Regions from separate parts of the Homo sapiens genome. Here region 2 is linked to region 1. Evidence: chromatin loops called from intact Hi-C (ENCODE). Cell type or tissue: gastrocnemius medialis. All regions are shown on one strand. Links, peaks and the distances in the headings refer to the core of each region. The heading gives the core; the rest is flanking DNA.

Region 1 (8,179 bases), core at 2,205-4,704:
TATGAAGCACCATGTGGGAGGCCCTCTGCTAGAAATCGACTTTCGGAAGTGAAGAAGACATGGGCCCTATCTTTAAGGAGGTCACAGTTTAATAAGGGGGGAGGGTGATGAGAGAATTCTTCCTGGAGGATGTTCCACTAGCTAACTTATGGGTAAAAGGAAAGAAATAGGCAGAGAAGAGAAGGAGTGCTGTTTAAGAAGCAAGGGCTCCATACATCTATGCAGGGAAGTGAGAGAGAGAAAGGAGGCTGGGGAGGCGGGTAGAGAGACTGGGGAAGAGTTGGAGGGTAGAAGTAGGCAGATGGCAGTAGAAAACAGGGCTATATAGGTAGGAAAGGGTTAAGGTATGGAAAACTTTTAAGCCAAACAAAGGAGCTTGGACTGAGGGCCACGGAGAGCCTCTGAAAGATTTTAGTAGTGAGTGACACAGTCAAATAAGCATTTCAGAAAGATCACTCTTACTTGCATAGAATCTATTGAAATTGGACAAGAATAGAGGTGGGGAGAAATGATGGGAGGCTGATGCAGTGATCCCAGTAAGAAATGAGGTTGGCTTGAGCGACAGCGACAACAGGAAAAGGCACAGAATTCAGGGATGTTAACAGGCAGAGCGGGCAAGTTTTATTAATCAATTTGTATAAGATTGGTGAGGGAGCTGGGTCAATAGTTATACCTAGTATTCTGGCTTAGGCAAAATGTGCTGATAGCTTTCCATCAATTAGAAATTCAGAAGAAGGAGGAGGAAAGAGAATGAGTTAAGCTTTACATTTAAGTGTGAGGAATGCAGAGTTTGGGACTATGTAGGGTGAGCAGAAGTGTTCATGAGGCAGCCAGGTGGAAATGTGCATGCAGCAGACAGTAGTACTCACTTGTGGATGACAAGAGGGAGCAGGCTGCCATCAGCATCAGGTGGTGGCTAAAACCACATGCATATTGGAATGAATTCATTTGTTAAAATGAAGTTTAAACCAATTGAATGACTAAATAAAGGAAAGAAGGAAGTCACCCAGGGAGCAAGCAGAGGGAAGAGAGAACAGGGCTTAAGGTGGGAATTGTTTTCTGTCTTAGCAACCATAAACATCACCTTGTCAAGACTATTCAGTTTGGTTGTATCAGACTGAAGATGGAAAAACACTTGGTAAGCTACAGACATTATGCAATTCAACTCTCTAAAGACTGGCAGATTTTTAAAAATGCTATGTTTTGCTATCTTTGCAGCCAAGTTGAGTTGTAGCATGTTGAGTCTCAGCGATTGTATAATCTGATGGTCAAACAACCAAAACTGGTAAAACAAAACAAAACAGAACAGGCGGGTTTCCTGACTCAGTCATGACATGGATACAAACATGGCCATGAAAACTGAAAGCAACTGCCTCAGAAGTGCTGACCTACTCCACGGCTGGGCCTATTCTGCTCAGATTTGGAGACCCTTAATCCTAAAATATTTGCTGTCTTTCGAATAGCTCTTGGCAAGATGCTCAGAAGCAGTGCAAAATTTCAGTGTAAAATGTGATCTATTTCTCAGTTTCGTATTTGAGAAGCGACACTTGCATATAGGCTGCTACATGTCTCCGCTCACCCTACATAGTCCTAATCTTTATCTCCCTTCCACTTCCCAAATGCCAGGCTGGTGTCAGAATGGATAGAGGATTAGCAGGAAAATTCTCTCTCGTCAGCCCTGTTCCAACAACACCACAGAACTATTGCATATTCTACCTTTGCTGCAGGCTGAGTGGCTACTCTTCCTTTGAATAGGACTTAAGTGCATGGCGGGAGTCATGCAGTGGGAGTTATGCAGTGGGAACCATCACTGTGTCTCAGAGAGAAGAATTCGGCCTTAAATGATGGGGCCAGAAGTCACACTTGGAGTTTCCAATTGTTCTGTTTTTCAGCCCCCCAAAAGCCTGCAGCTTTTATAAGGAGCTCTCTCCAAAAGCAAACTATACTAGTATTTTTTTTTTTTTTTTTTTTTTTTACTTTAAACAAGAATGTTCTTTGGTTACTCAAAAACACATGAAAAGCAAGAGGGGAAAAATGGATTGGTGCTTCAGTGGGTTTTCCATGCTTGTTTTCTGACACCGTGAATTTAATGCATGTCCAGGTGTCTGCACAAATCAGAGTAGCTAGTATAGTCTGAGCTCTGGGTTTTGTTTTGTTTTGTGCAGTTTTAAGGAAATCCAAAAAAGGAACTCAGCTGTGTTATCTCCTATAAATTCAGGCACTGCTGAGAAGAGTTTTACTTATATGAGGGTCTGGGGATCCTCTTTGGAGGGATCAGTAACTCAGTAATTAAGAAATCAGTAACTCAACAAACCAGCTGATGGGTGTGTCTCATTTTTGTCCCAACCATGGAGAATAAAAATCACATCTTAGTGTCACAGGAAGTGGGAAGGAACTCTTCTTAAAAGAAGAAAGTTAGGGCCGGGTGTAGTGGCTCACACCTGTAATCCCAGCACTTTGGGAGGCTGAAGTGGGTGGATCATCTGAGGTCAGGAGTTCGAGACCAGCCTGGCCAACGTGGTGAAACCCCGCCTCTACTAAAAATACAGAAATTAGCCAGGCGTGGTGGTGGGTGCCTGTAATTCCAGCTACTTGGGAGGCTGAGGCAGGAGAATCACTTGAACCCTGGAGGCTGAGGTTGCAGTGAGCCGAGATTGTGTCATTGCACTCCATCTCAAAAAAAATAAAAAAGAAAAAAAAAAGTAGAAGGTCAAGGTGCACATCTTGGTCCAAAAGTAACAACAATGAAGAAAAACTATTGTGTCTTTTTATATGATAGGTCCTGTCCTGGTGTTTTATAAGCTATGATGCAGTTATTATTACTCTCCCTATTTTACAGAAGAGGAAGATGAGGCACAGGGAGATTATTTCCCTTGCTCAGGTTCACTCAATCAGTGGAAAATGAGCTTGAACCCAGGTCCATCTGACCCCACGTCTGGGCTCCTATCCACTAAGTATACTAGAAAAGAGAAGAGTTATGTGGAATAGAGCATGATTCCATACATTTTAAATGTCTTGAACTCCCAGATTAGTAAAAGCGTTCTAGGATGCCACTTCCAGGGTAGTCTGAATGAACTGAAGACAAGATTGTATAAATAGATTCTACTCAATTAGGGCTGGCAAGAGAACTAATCACAAGTCTGCTCTGTGATCTAAGTCTTGAGTGCAATACACATAAGGAGAAATATTCTGTTCCCCAAACACACATCTCTGTCCTTGCTCTAGTGTGGTGATTATGAAGGAGAACAGGGCAGTGGCTAGAACTCTGTCAACACTGGCGATATCAAATGGCATAGCAGGAGCTGCAGGAACAAAAAGCCCAGGCCCCACATTCAGTGTGACTCTGGAGAGTCACCACGAGGGAGCCAGGAGTTGAGTCATGATTGTTCCTGAGTCAGTGCAGGAATCCTGAAATAAATAGGAGCTAATGACTTCAGTGGAGCGGGAGCACCTGCGTTTTTGCTCAAAGAGATTTCCCCATTGCTTGCCATGGACTGTCCAGATTGCCTTTGATATTCCTTGAACATACCAGTCTGTTTCCACCTAATGACCTTGTTGCAACTCTTCCCAGAACTTCACCTGAAAGGATCCTTTGTGGCCTCCAGGTCATAGTTTTGATGTCTTTCCTTTAGAGAGGCACTGTCTAATCAAATCAACAGCCTTTTCCCAATGCTCATGTCCCAGTCACTCTTGGTCACATAACCCTGATTTATATTTCCACAGCACTTAAATTATCTTGTTCCATTTATTTGTTTCCATATGTTTAGTATCTCTCCCCTTCCATTGGCATGTAGGCTCCATTGTTTCAGACACCTCATTTGTTTTGCTCAGCGCCATATACCCCAGTGCTCGTAATAGTCCCTCCTTTAATAAATGCTCAATAAACACCTCTTGAATGAATGGATGGATAAATGAATCAATGAATGAAATAGAACTGTGTTGTTATTATTATTATGATCATATTGTGCTACCAAGCCCTCAATGACTGGGGGAAACGTGTGGTCCTAGATGTCTAAGATCCAGACAATCCACTCAGTAACTGATTGAGAGGAGAAAAATAATAATCAGGGAGAGAGCACACCTTCGGTAGGCTGAGGCCATTGCACATGCTAAATCATGTAACTACTGCAGATGAGGAAATGTAGGCATAGCTACATAGCTGAGAAGTATAGAGAGCAGAGATGTGCACTGGAATCTCTGGCTCCAACTCTTTTTCTTTGCAAATGGAAGGCTGGGGATGAGGGCCAAGTATAGTTTTAAGTATTTCAATATTTTCCCTATTGTACAAATTGTTCATAGAAAAGTTTGGTAACTTGTGTAAAGTTACTTAGCTAAGAAGTAACAGGGGAACTTCAAGATCTATGTCCCTAATGACTAGGATATAGAATCATCTTCCAGAAAAGATGACAAGGAAAGTTTTCAGAAGAGGCAGCAGAGAATCTGGGACTATCAGGATGGGGATTCTGGGAAGGACACTCCAACATTCCAAGCTAAGGGTACTGCCTGAGCTAAAGCCTGCTGTGTTCTTTTCCTGCTGCCTGACATTCTTACTGATCTGCCTGAAATCCATATATTCTTGGAAACGTTGCTGCCTCTGATTTCTGTATAAATGACACAGCCCAGACTGGAGTAAACAGGATTCATGAAGGCCATTGGTTCTCCTTGAGCCATTTTATCTGTGCTGTCTGTGAACCAGACTCATAGAGTCCTGAGTGCATGGCCAGGTGTGGTCCAGCCTGGAGGTTCTGCCCTGTGAAGTGTGCAGGTATGTCTTCTGAGTGGGAAGTGGTTATAAGCACCCATTTTCATTTCATCTGTAACAATTAAATAGCCTCACAGCAGCCCCTGAGTTGCTGATGGGCTCACACCCCATTGCCATGTAATCACATCTAATCTCATTGAGCTCTGCTCAAAATAGCCATAATTGGTGGTTTTATCCAAATCAATAAAGACAGCTTCTACATATTGATTATCATCCAGGGTATAAAATCATCATCAGTTACCTGGAAAAGAGAAACAGCCTGCCAAGGGAAAAGGTCAGATATTCCATCTGAACAGAGGAGGGAAGGGGGAGGCGGAACCAGTGAGTTTTAAGGTAATAGTATCAAATTACCTGAAAATGCACACAGTATATTCTTGTAATTTGCAACAACAGAGAGCCCAGAAATAGGTCAATCATTTAAGTGAGTCTTCAAGTTTTCTCTTAGCGATGTGCTGAGCTAGCTTGCATGAGCAGTCTTAAAGGGGCTGGAGCCAAGCTACAGAGAGCGAGAGAGCCATGGGGCTCACAACAGTGGTACAATTTCAGTCAAAGAGATGGCTCAAGCCTATTTCTTTGATCCAATTAATGATCAACAGAGATTCTCAGCCACTGTCATGAGTGATTATGGGAAAAGACAAAGGAGGGGGGTGAATAGACCTTTCCATTTGAGCACCCAGGACATGGAGAGTGGGAGGAACTCACCTCCAAAATGATTGTGAGGCATTTTCCACAATAGCAATGGAATACGGAGCCTGCCCAGTTCTAAAGTTTATACTTCTAATTGCAGAATTAAAAATGAACACACTGTTTACTTATTACAAGATAGAACTCATTGTCCCAGTCTTCTTTCTAGCAAATATTGAAACAAAAATTGCATAAAATCATCCAATATCATTAATGGAAGACACAATGACAAGAAGAAAATCCACTCACAATACTGCCACTTCAACATATTAAAACTGGTCTTGGGCAATTCCTGAGTCCAGTTTCCTCTTCCGTTAAATGGAAATAGCAGGGATGACCACAAGATTATTAGAATTTGACTTTTAAAAATTCATTTATGAATGTCCTCTTAAAGTCCTTGCCTAAATGACTAAATCATTTTCATATAGCTGTGATTATTATAGAAATATAAGTGGCTATCACCTTTATCCTTTCCCTTTTAGTTCTTTCTTCATAAATACGCCATTTTAAGAGCTGCATACAATTCTATTAAGTGAATATTTACTTAATTAATCTCCTGTTGTGAGATATCATCTTTCTACGATAGATAATATTTCAAAGAATGTCTATGGCACAAAATTTACTATTTCTTTTGGATTATTTTCTCAATATAATGTGGAGAAGTGGGGTTTTTATGTCAAGGGTATTGTGATACCACAACCAAGGAATTAGAAAGGCTTAACCTGCCAGAAAAAATCCTATGAATGATTTTACTAGAGGGAAAATAGTCAAACCCAAAGGTAGTTTGTAATGCAAGAGTATTAGGTAGAAAAATCAGTACAATTTCCATTTTACAGATGAAGAAAATTGAGAATTTGGAGAGACTGTTTAAGAATAGACAAATATTAATACAATAGTCAAGAAGTAGACACAGCCTTCGCTTACCACAGGTGTTTGTTGAGGAGAAGAGGGCTCATCAACTCTATTCTTGTTGTGTTCTGGGCTGGATGGCTGCACTGGGACAGTGGAAAGAAAACAAGATGTTGAGGGGAGGGAACGTGGTTATGTAGCTTGACAGAATAGTATCTGCAAATGGCTGACTCTACTAGTAAAGATCAATTGTGACATGCCCGTTATTGATAGCTAGGTTTTCATCCCTCAAAGTGGAGGATTCCAGCCCTCCCATTTTGTGTGATGATTGAATAGGGTTCCTGCCAGGTAAAGATTTTTTTACTTCCGTGTACTTCTATGTTTTCTTTCATGGAGGTGAAAAGAGAGGTTAGATAATCTTTACCTGTTTTATCTAACTTAATTATTGCAATTATAACTTTGAATGAGTTCCTTGGGGAGATTTGGTTTATGAATAATGACTATATTTTTAATACATTGCATTACTCCAAATAAAAAAAAATCAGCAAAATAAATGAACAAAATAAAATGAGATCACCAGAGGCTTTTTTTTTTTTTTTTGGTTGTCACTCTTCAAAGTCATGGATTTGATTGTATTTGTTTTCATAAACTAATGTATTCCTAGATGACAATATTCAATATGAACCTAGAAAGTCTGTAGTCTTCCAAATATGTGGGTTACCAACAAATAGGACAAAGCCAAAGCTGGTGGATTACTGCTACTAAGCCTAGAGTTTTATCATTAATCCTGACTTCCTCTCGCTATATCCATTTTCTCTGAAATATGGATCTATTACCATGACTTCAGTTATATTTTCTATGTAGATGACTACAGTATCCACATCTCCAGCCAGAACCTCTCTCAAGTTTCAGACTGGTAGAGATGGCCATCTATCTGCTATCTCCCATGGGATATTTCTTGAGTACTTGCAACTCAACTCAACTTTTATCTTCCTCTGTATTTCATCCCCTACTCCATCCCACCTCTAAATGCATTCCAACTGGATTCTCTTCTATCTTTGAAGTTTCTAGGAATGGCTCTATCATCCAACCAATCACCCAGCCAAACATGGGATTTATCTTTTCCTCCTTAACTTCCCTTTTGTCTCTTGTTTAATCAGCCATCAAATTTATTTGCTTTTATTTTCTAAGTATTACTGTGATTCCCCCCACCACCCCACCCCAATCTCTGTAATATCTGTGCTGGTTTATTTATCATCTCAGGCCTGGGCCAGGGCAACAACTTCTTCAATGGCCCCCCTGTTTCCAGTCTTGACTCTCTTCAATCTGTCTTTACTTTGCTACCAAAACTAATAATATTCTAATAAACAAATGTGGCCATGTCATTTCCTTTCTTGAGACTTTTCAATGATTTAACATGATGTGCTAGGAAGTCAGTAAATGTGTGTGTGTGTGTGTGTGTGTGTGTGTGTGTGTGTATAAAATGAATGAATGAGTATAAGATACTGACCACACTCCTTGGCTCACAAGGCCCTTTATAATATGTCTCTGCCTACATTTCTAGTCACACTTTCTATAATTTCTAACTCACTAATTTTTATACTAATAATTGTGTCACTTATCTGCACAGGCCTGGAAAGTTCTTCCTCGTTTTCTTCATTTGGATAACTTTTTTAAGCTTTTCGGGGCGCTCACTTTATGTGTCAATTTCTGTGTCTCATCCCTTCTAATTTATTTATTCTAACACATCTAATTATCCACACTATGCCAAAAACTGTTAGGCACTAGGAACAAAAATGGCAAAATGGCAAATTAGAGAGACAGACATGGAAACCAATAAATATTATTCATTGAAAGAAAGGTTATAATAGAAGAGGAATACAA
Region 2 (6,549 bases), core at 2,874-5,373, 51 kb before region 1:
TGTATCTTTATATTTGGCTTTTCCAAAACATTATTTCAGGCTGTGAGGTCTGGCGAGGGCTGATGGCCTCAGATGTGGGAACAAAGTGAAATCTCAAGGTATTTGACTCTGACAGTATTGCAGAAGTCCCTTCACCTCTTGTCTAAGGTCTCTGTTTATAAGACTCCCCCCGCTGCCCCGCAAAAAAAAAAAAAAAAAAAAAAAAAAAAGAATGAGTAAACACCATTGGAGCATCTTAATTGTTGGGAATTTTCTATTACTGTAGTGATGATAGGTAAGCCAATTCCTTTGTTTTCAAGGTATAAAAGTAAAAGAATCCTGAAAATGATGGCAGTTCAGAAAATATTCATTATTCTTAACTATGACTTCTCAACCTCGGCACTGTTGGCATTTTGGCTGAATAATTCTTTTTTGTGAAGGGCTGTCTTACAATAAATAGTTTAATAGCTTCCCTGGCCTCTACTCACTGGATGCCAGTAGAAAATCTCTTCCAACTGAGGACTATCAAAAATGTCCCCAGACATTGTCAAATGTCCCCTGGGGGACAAAACTGCCCCCTGTGGAGAACCAGTTTTAAACCGTATGATTGGAAGTATTGTTGACATGAAGAAACTCAGATAAGATTTAGCCAAGGTGTACTCAGCAAATTCTTCATGTGTTTAGAGTCACATAGGGAGGGACTGATGGCATCTGATGCCAAGTAAATTCCAGTGTTGACTCCAGAAACATCCCCTCTCTGCACTCTCAGGCTCCTGCTAATTATGAGACCACCCCTTCCTTTCCCTCATCTCCAAATGACTCTAATGTGTTATCATGGCACAGATCCTACTTTCTCTCCAATTACAAGATCAGATGGACATTTTTCAGTTTGGCTTTCAAAGCTGGTTGCTCCTCAGAGACAGCTTTGCTAAAAGCATTTAATGATCCTTGAGGTAGCCAAGCTTTAGAGGTGCCTATCTGTGGCACTGGGCAGGATGGGGAAGCTATCCGGGGTTCTGTTAACCTTCCAGGGTTACTGCATCTTCCATTTCTCTGTCCTCCCAGAGTGAGGCCTGCTGGTTTTATTTCGGTTTTGCATTTCAGATTCCTGTTTTATAGGATGCCAGCAGCAATGTTTCAGACATTTCTAGGCATTGCATGAGGCTGCTTTTCCCCAGTTAGGTCTTGGGCACTGTAGCACAGCTTCACATATTAAAATTAGGATATCTTGGAGTCACCATTAGGCTGGTGACTAGACTTCACACCCCTTGAGAACAAGGACTCAGTCCTATTTCTTTGATTTCCCAGTGCTTATACTTAGCCGCCCTGCTGGTTGCTGAAAATGCGTATCTTCCAGGACACACAGGAGTCTTGGCCTTGCCACATTTGTCAGCAATGTGGGTTGTCTCGTCATCTGGAACCTACATTATGGTTGTGAACCCACGTTTTACCTGGAACCTTCAGCAGGGAAAGTGTACGCTATTTTTAACAGTGTCCCTTTTTTTCCTAACATGGTTCTTTAACAAGGTCGTATCATTATCAGTTATTTAATATTTCTAAAATTAGAAATCATCTCACTGCTGTGGTAGCTCAAGCTTCAGGCCAGACTCTTTGAGCCTTCTCACACTGGGGCTATTGATACAGCCTCGTGGTGAGTCTTCCCGCTCCTTCTTTTTCTAGTTTATGGTTGGATTCAAAATTCAGCCAGGCTAAACTTTTTGCTCTCTTTTGGTCAGGATTTATACTTATTTAAGGCACCGCAATAGCCACTTTTAAGCTAAAAAACTGGGATATAGCAGCCTGGTTGGAAGTCAACATTCTTACTCAGTGGTCTTATACTTAACTAGCTCAAATAGCTCTCTGACTAGCCTAGGGAAAAGGCCATGCAGTGAAAGGGAGTGGAGTAATGATTCTCTCCAAAGTGGCCCTCCCTGCTGCTCCCTCATAAATTCAACATGTATTTGGGGATAATTAAGAGGGGGCAAAGTGGAAAGCAAGTAGAAGGAAGACAAGGGAAGGGAAGATGCATGCAATCCTTCACAAAGACCTTTCATCACCTGCAGTGTGCCAGTCCCTGTGCTAAGGCCTAAAGACAGTATTATATATGGCATGGCCCTGCCCTCACCAAAGTCATAGTTCACATGAAAAGGACAGAATGAGAGCAAAAGCATCATTAAGACTATATGAAAGCACTTCCTGGAACAGAAAGAACTTTGACTATCTCAACTAATCTCTACATTGTATAGGTACTATCAGTATGCTTATTTTACAGAGGCGAAAACTGTTGCTTGGACAGATTAAGTAATGTGTCCAAGGTTACTTTTCTGATAAAGGATAGAGCCAGCTCTGGAGCCCAGATCTTCTGACTGCAAGTCCAGTGATCTCAGCAGTCAAAAGAAGAAATCTCACCTTCCCGCCTGTGACCAGCCTCCCTCCTCCACCAACAAGCCCTCTGTGATATCTCAGTATTGATGTCTTGGCAGTGTCTTTGGTCCTTGTGCCATGTCTAAAGACAATATTTACTTCTCCTCCCGTAGGGCTCCTTGCTGGCAAAAGGATTGCTCTTCAGACGTGCTGGAAAAAGATCCACAGCACACCTTCAAGGACAGCCTTAAAGCAGGAGTCTCAGGGTGGTTATTGATTACCCTGTTTCCATTTCCCATTGTGGAGCACCATTCTCAAACACCTGCAAGGGCTCTGTGGCCATAAATCAGCTCCTTGTAATAGTAATTAATATGGTGACCCACACAGGGTGAATTCTCCTTTTCCAAAGAACCTAAATAAGTGGGTCATAGAGATGAACATAACTGAAAAATGAGGGGGAACCTCCTTAATGCAAATACATTGTTTTTTTTTCTCCTGAGGAGAAATGAGGAAGGTTTACTAGCCTAAAAATGACTATCACACTAGAAAATAAGTACAAAAAGAAGTGTATAACATTAACATTTTCAATTTGCATGAACTACTTAACCTAAGTCACAGGGAGAAAACTGCGTGAAAATTTTAGCATTATGTGTAAAACATAGTAGGCATTCAGTAAATATTTGTTTTATAGTGAATGAACACATGGCCAAGTAATCCACTCAAGGTGGAAAAACTTTACTGGCTCAACTGGGCATTTTGACTATATTATGAGAAAAACAACTACTATGATGGTTAATACTGGGTGTCAGCTTGATCAGATTGAAGGATACAAAGTATTGACCCTGGGTGTGTCTGTGAGGGTTTTACCAAGGGAGGTTAACATTTGAATTAGTGGGCTGGGTAAGGCAGACCCATCCTTAATCTGGGTGGGCACCATCTAATCAGCTGCCAGCACAGCTAGAATATAAGCAGGCAGAAAAATGTGAAATGAGAGACTAGCATAGCTTCCCAGCCTACATCTTTCTCCCATGCTGGATGCTTCCTGCCCTCGAACATCGGACTCTAAGTTCTTCAGTTTTGGAATTCGTGCTAGCTCTCCTTGCTCCTCAGCCTGCAGCTGGCCTATTGTGGGACCCTGTGATTTTGTGAGTTAATACTTAACAAACTCCTCTGTCTCTCTCTCTCTCGCTCTGTGTATAGATATATACATCTATATATATATATATATAGAGAGAGAGAGAGAGAGAGAGATGGAATATATATATATATGTTCCATTAGTTCTGTCCCTCGAGAGAACCCTGACTAATACAACAACCACAAAAAATCCACCAGACTCACTGATTTTTTTCCCCCCAATAGAACTAGCCCAGTGGTGAGTGTGTGTTTGGAACAATTAGAAATTAAATGAGATTTTCGACTTGGTGCACACACCAATTGATATACATGCCCTATGATTACTCTGTGGTGCAGTGAGAAAAAAATGCAAGGGATTCAGAGTTAGAAGAGTTGGGTTGAAGCCCCAGTTCTGCCTCTTAGCAACCGTGAAACTTTGGGACAATCATTTAACCTCTCTGAGACTGGGTCTTCTCCTCTGAAGATGGAGATAACATAAACAGAGAATTGAGTCGGCAAATGGGGTTGACAATGTCTGTGGAAGTGAGCTGTCCATCATAAACTGGGATGCAAATATAGATTGGGATTCATGTTATGAATCACCAGTGTCATTAATATCATATTAATGGAACAAATGACCAACTTTTTAATTATGGTGTTAATAACTATGAACATTAATTAATTTGAAGTCGCTCCAGTCATTGCTTAGATAAGTTACCTTTTGAAGCTGGAGGAAAACTTTCCTAAATGTCACTGGAAAACCAAGGGAAGTGTGGGTTCCATTCACCCTCTGGGACCATCATGGTTATTTTGGGATCAGTCTTGGCTGACAACATCTGAGTGAAGAGCACTGATGGTTTCCCTACAATGTGTTGCAATCAGAGGATATGGGACAACTGACTTCAGTTGGAACCAAACCAGAGCTGTGTGCTAGAGTTGCAGTTTGCCTATGTGTGCAGATTCTTTCCTACAGCCAACTCCAAATAGGAGATAGAGTGCATGCTTCTGTCCCTAGCAGAACCCTATTTGCTGAAGGGCAGCCAGAAAGTGAGGAGACGCTCTCAGGCTTCCTCAATTTGTTCTAACACGCTTTTCTCCCAGTGGATGTATGGATTAAGAAGTCTGGGTGAAAGATTAACACAGGGCCAGGCTAGATAGAAAATGGAGACTGGGGGTTTTACCAAATCCTCCCTATTTCTGATCTTCAGGAATTGGATACTGGAATGGAGTAAGAACATAAACAGATATATTTCAAGTTGTAAGCCCCCTCCTTCATTCTCTTAAAAAAGCTAGTTGTTAATCTCCTTTGCATCTTAAATTTTATTTTACATAGAAGCTTTATCTTTGCCACCATTTCAATAATTTGTATCCCTGCTAGCTCTGCTTCACTTGATCAAACTAACCTGGAAAATTTGTGAGCTATTAAGAGAACATACCATTTCCTTAGGGAGCCATTTATTCTCATCCTCACTGATAATAGAAAGTCCTTTTCTGGGTTTGATACTAGCCTTCTCAATCCATACTGGGTGTGTTTTCTTCCATTGCCGGTTGTTCTCAAGCTATCACTTTCAGTCTTGTACAAGCAGAGGTGGGATATGCTTCATGGACTCATTTTGGGCTCTGTTTTTATGATTGTCAGCAATGTGGATAAGGCAATGGAAATAAATGGTGTTGGATCATCAGTTTAATTGGTGACTAGAAAAAGAAAACACGAAGTGCGTCTATTTTCCTTCTTGTTTGGAATTCAGAATGGGTTTATAAACAAACTTTCTTATAGAAGTTATCCCCAGACTTTCTTATTTCCCACTTCAAGTCTAAGTTTGAAAATGGAGATGTCTCATAGGCACATATAGAAATATTGTCTAATTCCCTACGTGTTTAAAATTAAGACTATTAACATCCCTCACTTACTAGTTGTCCCTCAATGGATCTACATTGTTCCTGTCATCCCATTTAAAATTCCAGAGTCTTCTATAACTCCTCTCTCATTCTACATATATGGTGTTTGATTGGCCTATGTCTGTTCTTGTAGTTATTATTATTTTTTGCCTTCCAATATTTATCCACCTAGATGATGCCATTATTACCTGCACTGAGTCAACCGAAAGGGCCTCTTCACTGGTCACTATGGTGCTATGCTTTCTTACTCCAATCAGTCCTTCACCTCGCCTTGAGATCAGTCTTCCTTCTGAAAGCAACACTCTGCTCATGCTCTTCCCTGCTCTAAATATCACTAATTTCTCATTTCTAGTAAAAAAGGCCAGACTCGTCAGTGTAAGATTTAAAGTCATTCATATCTCGTCCCAGCCTGCTTATACTTTTTCAAGACTTTCCCCCTCCATTCCTCTAACACCCAAACACAGTGATTCAGTCATTCCTTAAAATAGCCTGGTACTTTTTGCCTCCACATTTTTGCTCATGCTTTTCTCTCTTCCTGGGATTCCATTCTCTTACATCCTAATGTGTATTTAAAAATGCCTCTTCTATAATTAATTGCCAATGCAGACTGATGTATTGTAGTCATATGCATATCTATTATATCTCCTCATTAGACAGTTAGATGTCAAAAGATAGAGCTATGCCCTATATACCTTTAAACTTTCTACAATGGTTAATATAATGCCCTGGATAGAATACACTTTCAGTAAGTATGTTTACTGATTGAATGAGTGTGTAAATAGAGATATAATGAACATATTGTTTAAACTTTGGATTACATCAAACTCTGGAGTATAATGAATGGAAACTTTTGGAAAGCTAACTGGTGCTTTCAGAGCAGAATGGAATTGAGAGTTCTAAAATATTTTCAGTCCCATCAAGGCCAGAGTTCCCTACTGTTCTTTTCCTTTATTCTCTCTTCATTTTTATTTCCTCAGACCCCTACCCCTTCATTGTCTCATAAATATAGCATGTTATATAGAAAAAAATGTTAAAAGCTGTTAGCATTTAAAGATATGTGGCAGTTAAATCTCTTATCCATAACTCTGCCAAACTGTCTCCACTATTCACACACAGCACATAAATAAAGACAACTGTCTGTGATCAGATCATGGGCAAAACTATGCAGTGGGTCACTCTAGCCAAAGCCATCA

What was found. Hi-C counts contacts between places; a loop is a spot of excess contacts. Peaks named below come from ENCODE experiments on the same cell type or tissue, not always from the same donor. Only the 100,000 strongest peaks of a DNase experiment are listed, where the experiment ranks them.
Region 2: a loop joins it to region 1, with 2.2 times the contacts of the local background. A loop is called at or near these places in 2 of 110 quality-filtered maps.

What each region holds. Positions count from the first base shown.
Region 1 is chr9:106,671,131-106,679,309 of GRCh38, reverse strand. LINC01505 (long intergenic non-protein coding RNA 1505) reads right to left here. Exons shown (of 7, transcript NR_104145.1): 6 at 6,371-6,441. Among named protein-coding and RNA genes, the nearest start is that of LINC01505, 59 kb to the right of the region's middle. In gastrocnemius medialis, for the core only: no CTCF peak of the experiment used is centred there; a DNase peak (open chromatin) is centred at 3,349; H3K27ac peaks cover 2,443 bases.
Region 2 is chr9:106,724,083-106,730,631 of GRCh38, reverse strand. No RefSeq gene overlaps it. Among named protein-coding and RNA genes, the nearest start is that of LINC01505, 110 kb to the right of the region's middle. In gastrocnemius medialis, for the core only: no CTCF peak of the experiment used is centred there; a DNase peak (open chromatin) is centred at 4,361; H3K27ac peaks cover 2,500 bases.